Linked DNA regions of Homo sapiens: region 1 is linked to region 2. The links are chromatin contacts, found by Hi-C or POLR2A ChIA-PET in ENCODE. All regions are on one chromosome and are shown on one strand. The core of a region is the stretch at or near the end of the contact, and the rest is flanking DNA. Distances in the headings are between cores, read along the strand shown. Region 1 overlaps HDAC4 (histone deacetylase 4). Region 2 overlaps HDAC4 (histone deacetylase 4).

The links. A loop is a pair of places that touch in the nucleus more often than their neighbours do. ChIA-PET counts read pairs that join two places held with the same protein, here RNA polymerase II (POLR2A). Pooled maps may share reads with other maps.
Region 1: a loop to region 2 is called in a pooled map, with 2.5 times the contacts of the local background. The contact joins two enhancer-like sites. A Hi-C loop is called at or near these places in 1 of 50 pooled maps. POLR2A ChIA-PET finds 5 or more read pairs at or near these places in 2 of 52 experiments (K562 and WTC11).

The regions. Positions count from the first base shown.
Region 1 is chr2:239,336,648-239,339,823 of GRCh38, forward strand. All of the region lies in intron 2 of HDAC4 (histone deacetylase 4), which reads right to left. Among named protein-coding and RNA genes, the nearest start is that of MIR2467, 14 kb to the right of the region's middle. Within about 2 kb of position 1,509, at least 5 of the 41 ENCODE cell types and tissues checked have a DNase peak (open chromatin) inside an H3K27ac peak, as active enhancers do.
Region 2 is chr2:239,104,638-239,107,802 of GRCh38, forward strand. All of the region lies in intron 15 of HDAC4 (histone deacetylase 4), which reads right to left. Among named protein-coding and RNA genes, the nearest start is that of MIR4441, 20 kb to the left of the region's middle. Within about 2 kb of position 1,839, at least 2 of the 41 ENCODE cell types and tissues checked have a DNase peak (open chromatin) inside an H3K27ac peak, as active enhancers do.

The sequences.
Region 1 (3,176 bases), core at 259-2,758, 230 kb after region 2:
TTGACATATTTTATTAAAACTTGAGTAGACAGTAGAGAGAGCTGCCATATACCCTACCAATACCACCTGCACATTCCCCGCGATTATTAGCATCCTACCTTACTACGGTATGTTAGTCACAATTGGGAACCAATACTGACATTACTGTCATTAACTAAAATTCTAGAGTTTAGGATTTCCTGAAGTTTCCCACTAATGTCTTTTACTGTATTCCAAGATCCATCCAGGATCCCATCCAGGAATTCCACATCACACTTAGGTGTCGCATGTCCTGAGATCCCTCCTGGTGGTGACAGTTTCTCAAAGGATGCTTGTTTCTGATGACCTTGGCATATCGAGTGGGCCTGGCAAGAGTAGACTGTAGGAAGGGTGTCTACTGGAATTTGTCTGATGTTTTTCCCATGGTTGGACTGGGGCTATGGGTTACTGAGAGGAAGACCACGGGGGAAAGTGCCATTCTCATCATATGAATTGATTTTTAAACACATGGACTAGAATTAACACACACCCACTCCACTAAACTGGTTTTACTGAACAGCAGGTTGTCACACAAACGGCTCCAAGGGAGGGAGTGGAGGAAATGGCAAGGCTCGGAGACACTGCTGTCAGATGCACGTGAGACTCAGCTGTACTCACCGGCGAAATAAACGTTTTGGCTCCGGGAAGGCAGAAAACGTCCACTTTGAGAGAAACTCACACCCTGCATAAGCCACTAACCGGTGGGGACTCCCACGCCACACATCGCACCAATACAAGCTCCATTCACAGAAAACCCCACTGCAAGTCGGTTATCGCTGCAAACTTCCTCTCTCTAACAGGAAGAAATCAGGACTCACGGGAGTAAGCAAAATGAGGCCTAAATCCGGCAAGCGAGGAAATCAAACACTTCCATCTTAATCACATATTATAGCGATGAGCAACCGAGTCAGATGGCCGCTGCTGGGTTTGACATTTTGTGGCTCTTCCTTTCCTCTGAGCTCCCAACTTGCTTCCAAGAATGAGGATAAATTAACATCCACATATCTGACCAGAGCCAACTTCTGCTCCCAAACATACGGCGACGGGGGAGACAGGATGCACCCAAAGTGGCCCCTGGCTGTGCGTGACAAAGCTTTCCAGGAACAGAGCGAGCCAGGCAGGACAACCGGCTTCGGCTGAGATCTGCAGACTGGGCCCTGGCAGAATAAATGAGCGGACTGGACCCAGTCCAGGCTCGGGACAATTACAAATAGCAAGAGAACAAGAAATGCTGGCTTGTTTTTGTACACTGCTATCTCTTCGGGGGCAGAAAGACAAAGAAAAAGGGGAGAAAGAGGTGGATCTGGTCTGGAAATCCCAGGAAAGCCAGGCCATGCAGAAGGCATCCCCCAGCACACCGAAAGCCAGGGAATCTGCAGCCTTGAAGGTGAGGCTCAGCCCCGCCCACCAGCCAGGTGCAGAGGCTGCTCAGAGAGCACAGGCAGGTACTCCAGACAAGCACAGAGAGACAACTCCGCTCCCAGCTGGCTTGGTCTGTGCCACCAGCTGGACGTGTTTTATCTCAGTCCCAAAATGCACGGTTTCTAGACCTCCCGTGGCACCTCTCTCGCGACTCAAAGCCAGTGCAGTGAGTTCCTGGAGGCCCATGCAGCTTCCTATCCACCACGTCCCTCACCACCCTCTAATACAACTGGGGCAGCGGCAGCCTCTACTCGTTACCCTCTCCTCCCGCTTCCCTTCATTCCATCAGTGCCCCAAAATCCCTATTACAGGAGGCCTTGTCTGACCCCTGCAGCAGCCCAGTTATCCCTGAGATTCTCACACCGACCTTCGTCCAACCCCCTAGTGCAAACATCAAATGACACCTATTAAAATTGACACACTAAAAGAACGGCTGCATCTGAGCTCAAAGTTTATTCACACTGAGCTTTTAAAATCCAAAACTACCATTTGATGTTCAAAATTTAAATAGCCACTACATAAAATAGGAAAAAATAAATTCCTTTTATTTTTCTAAGGGAGTTCTCCAAATCCTCAGCAGCTGCTATGAGATTCCCGTGGATTTTTAGGTACAAAGTTCAGACTGAGAGGACCACAGTATTCAATGAGATTCTGAGCTCAGTCCATCCAGAAGATTCCATAAGCATCCAAGGCAGAAGTGAGATTCAGCCACCAACCACATTTCAAAAGCCACTGGTGGAGGATTCCAGAGCAGGTGTCATCCAGGGCTCAGGGCCTCCAGGCTCCCCCCAAGGCTGAGATTCTACCAAAAGCGTAGGTTCGGTTCCCCAGTGGCTGAGTTTTGTTTCCGGAGAGCATGTGTGTTAAACTGACTTGAAAGGTATCCAAAGAAACTGTGAAGGCAGAGGTCATCTGTATTTAAGAAAACTATGTATTTAGTTTACATAAAATCAGAAAATACAGAATCTGGCTTTGAAGAAAACAATGGTAAAGATGTTATATTGACAAGTAATTTTAACCAATGTCTCTGAATGAATATACCAACTCAGATACATCAGCCACCTGCTGTTCCTATCCAGGTGAAGGCCGGCTGCCCTGCCCTCCCCTTCTGTCATAAGAGGGTCTGGGGTTGCCTGTAAACACAGGGCTGCCCCACTGCTCACTGTCCCAGTGAAGTCCTTTGCTCTGCCAGTTTCCATCAGCTGCAGGGCCAGGTGCCGACAGAAGGCAAAAGTCAAAGCCCAGTATCTTTCTAAAGAAACAGGGCCCGATGAAAGGAAGCAACCTCAGCCCCAGGAGGCAATGGGCCCAGTCCAGGTCACCCCGGACACAGAGCCACCCCTGGGCAGTGATCTCCCAGCTCCTGCCCCTGTCCATTCCCCAGGTGAAGCCTAAATGCTCTGATCTGGACATGGGTGAGGAGCACCAAAGCCATGCTCTCTCGGGTGATGTGAGCAACTCAACGGAGACCTACGTTGTTCTTTTGTTCATGAAGATAGTACTGAAGTTTGAAATAACATCCCTCAGCAGAGCTCCAGAGCAGAATCTTCCCAGAGAACCACACATGTGGCCCGCGGCCCCCTGCAATCTCCTGGCTAAGGCATTAAAAACACCATCTCCTTAGAAAATGCAGTCCTTGAGGCCACACCCATGCAAATCAGTCCACCAAATCCACTCATAACAGCATCCAGGTAACTTCCAAAGAAATGGAAACACTGATAAACACAAGAAACACC
Region 2 (3,165 bases), core at 589-3,088:
GCTTGGGAAGGTCCCCGTAGGGGACCACAGGCTGTGCCCTGCGGTGCCAAGAGGCAGGTCATGTAGTGTGGACTTTGGGTGAAAGAACGGCAGGGTAGCCATGTGTGTCCTCCCCACTCAAAAGCGACCCACTGGATAAGAGACTGAATTGCAGAAAGAGAGATCTGACGTTAGACCACAAATGAAATTCACAAATTAAAGTTGATGTTAGAATAAGGCAAAGAAGAAAAGTAGAAAAACCCTCTCCTTACAAACACATGAAATGGACACAGAAAAGACACAGGATCAAAGCCCCAAAAGCTCTGCGACACCGCGACGGCTGGGGCTGCAGGTGCGCGACACCGCAAGGGCTCGGGCTGTGCGTGCGGGACACCGCGATGGCTCAGGCTGTAGCGTGCAATATTGTGACGGCTCAGACTGAGCACCTGAGAGGCTTTTCCAGAGCCACTCTGGGAGCGGTGGTGATGGTGGCCCCTTCCTGCTTTCTTGGGAGGCTGACCTCGTTATTTCTGTCTCCCTTTAATTCCTAGGATAAGACAGAAGGAGTCTTTGCTCCTTACAGCAAACACAGGCTTGGGGCAGGGTGCAAATCCCAGTGGTGGCCCTGGTCTCTGTGGCATCTGACTTCCAGCCCACCCACTTCTCCTCTCCTTCCTGGACACCGTGCCTGGAGGCAGGACAAACCAAGCTGGGCAAGCAAATTGGCCAGGAGCTGTTCTGGCTCCCGGGAAGCCTCTGCAGGAGGGCGGGGCCCGCACACACACATGGCTATACTCAGAGGACCCCCGACTGCTCAGAACGTGTGAGGCAGCTTCCCAAGGCCTGCTCTGGAGTGAGGCAGGGAGCGAGACAGCTGCACTGGGAGCCACGTCTTGCTGGGCCGGCCTGCCAGTATCGACAGGGTCCCAAGCTTGCAGAAAGTATCTCCCAGCCCACTCTCATCCTTCCTCACCACGCGAAGCCAACTCAGCAGTGTGAGGGGAGGGCCTCACCCCCCAGGCCTCCAGGCAGTCGTCTACCCAGAGAAGGGGTGCTGACTCTGAGGCCCTGCCCTCGGGCCTGGGCTTCGGTCTTGCTGTGGCCTCCAAGTGGTCCGCGGACTGGGGAAGTCACAGCCCCATCCACCCCATCTTCTCCTATCGGGTACCCACTCTAACCATGCCCCGTACCCATGGCCCCTCTGCTCGGCCATCTCAGGAGGCCAGTGACCCCTGGCAGGCTGGCACTGGAAGTCTGGTGGGTGACGTCACGTCCCCCTGGGCTGAGTTAGCACACTGCTCGCTCTGAACCTGGAGGGGCACCCGCACTGGAGAGCTGCCCCACGTGTGGGAGCAAGGCACTGCTGTCCAGGGAGTATGGCCTCCACCGCCTCTGTGGCTGTCTCCCAGCCACCTGTCTTTCTCCAGCTCTCCTCTCCCTGAGATCCTGCCAGGCTCAGGTCTTGTCCCACAGCCCCAACACCTGGGGACCCTCTGCCAGCCCCTGGCCCAGTCGTGGCTGGCACCTTCACCCATGGTGCTGAGGACAGGCAGAGGAGCCGAGGGCGGGCGGAGGAGCTGAGGGCGGGCGGAGGAGCGGGCTGTTTCTTCCAGGGTCTTTGCTTTCTCACTCCTCCCTCCCTTGCTTGCATTTGCTTTGCTTTTCTGGCTGAGAGACCCTCTCCCAATCCCCTGGCCTCAGCGGAACCTCCTGGGGGTGGGGGCACATGTAGGGGAGGGACAAGGAAGCAGGTTATGGAGCTCTGGAAGCCTCAGGAGGCCTTGGGCAGTCCCCAGAAGGGGCAGCAGGACAGCTGTCTGGTCCTGTGGAGGGAAGGGACGTGGGGAAGGAGTTTCCTGCAGCCAGTGTCTGCTGGGCAATGCTGCCCTCCAGTGGCACAGCCGTCCTGACCAGATCCCTGAAGCAGGTGCCAAGAGCCTCTACAGTGGCTCCTCCCCGCCTTCCTCCTCCCTCCTCCCAGAGGGCACTGCAGGAGAGGGTCCTGGGCCTGACTTTTAGAGAATTCCCCCCTGAAAATTATGTATCACCAATAAAACTGGTAAAGGAAACGGGGGGTAAGATGAGGCACAGATTAAAAGTTCACAAATATCCCAGCTTCTAAAGGAGGGCAGGCGAACCTGCAGGGCGGGACCCTGCAGAAACTAAGCCAGGAGACCAGAGGCCCTCCGTGCCACGCCAGCTCCACGTGCTCACTCATCTCTGCCACAGCCACTTGGGCCCTGGGCTGTCGGGTGTCCAGGACTGTTGGAGGGGTGGGTGTGGATGTTCCTGTCCACCCTGTGCGCTATCTGTAGGATGGTGGGATTCCTGGTGTGGGGAGTGGACATAGCAGGTCTCTACTGGTGGGCCCTGGCATGGGTGGGGCCTTGTGCGACCCTGCACAGTGTTGCCAGCCCCTCTCTACAGACAAAGAAATGGAAATTTGTCCAAGGTCACCAGCTCCCAGACGGGAGTCTCTTCTCTTCCTGCCCTCGCTATCAGCAGGGCCTGGCCACACCCTCCTCCCTGTCAAGAGCTCAAGATCCCCTGTGACAGCTGCCTCCAGGGTGAAGAGCACCAGCTGGGACAGCCTCACCAAAGTGCGGCCCCCGTCCTGCCCTCAGGTGTTAATCGGCTGATCCTTCTTGCCTCCTTGGGCCTGGGAGTCCACTGCAGCCAGATTCGGGGCAGGGCTCTGGTTCCTATCAGGAGGCGGGGCCGGGCCCTCCTTGTATGAGAACAAGTGAGGCCGCTGCCATCGCCTGGCGGCCAGGGAAACTGAGGCACAGCCAGAGCTGCAGCATCCCCGAAGCCTCCTCGTGTGACTCAGCCACATAAGGGAGCTGAATTCAAACCAGGCCAGGGCCCTGCCTGCAGCTCCATTCCCTTCACGACCCACTGCCTCGCCAGCACCTTAACTCTGAGGAGGGCCCCAAGGGCCTGAGGTCTCCCTGTGTTCTCGAAGAAGCTTTTCAAAATCTTAAAAAAAGAGAAAATTATTTTAACAAAAAGCCAACAGGCCTGATCTGAGATATAATCGGATCTCCCCGTGGCTCCTTCCTGGCAGCCCTGGGGGAGCATGGTGGGAACTGGTTTCCTTGGGGAAGTGACCCGGAGGCAGAAAGCAACAGCCCTGGACCTTGAGAAGAGCCTGCTAGGTGGGAGGTGGGAGCGAAACATCAGGAA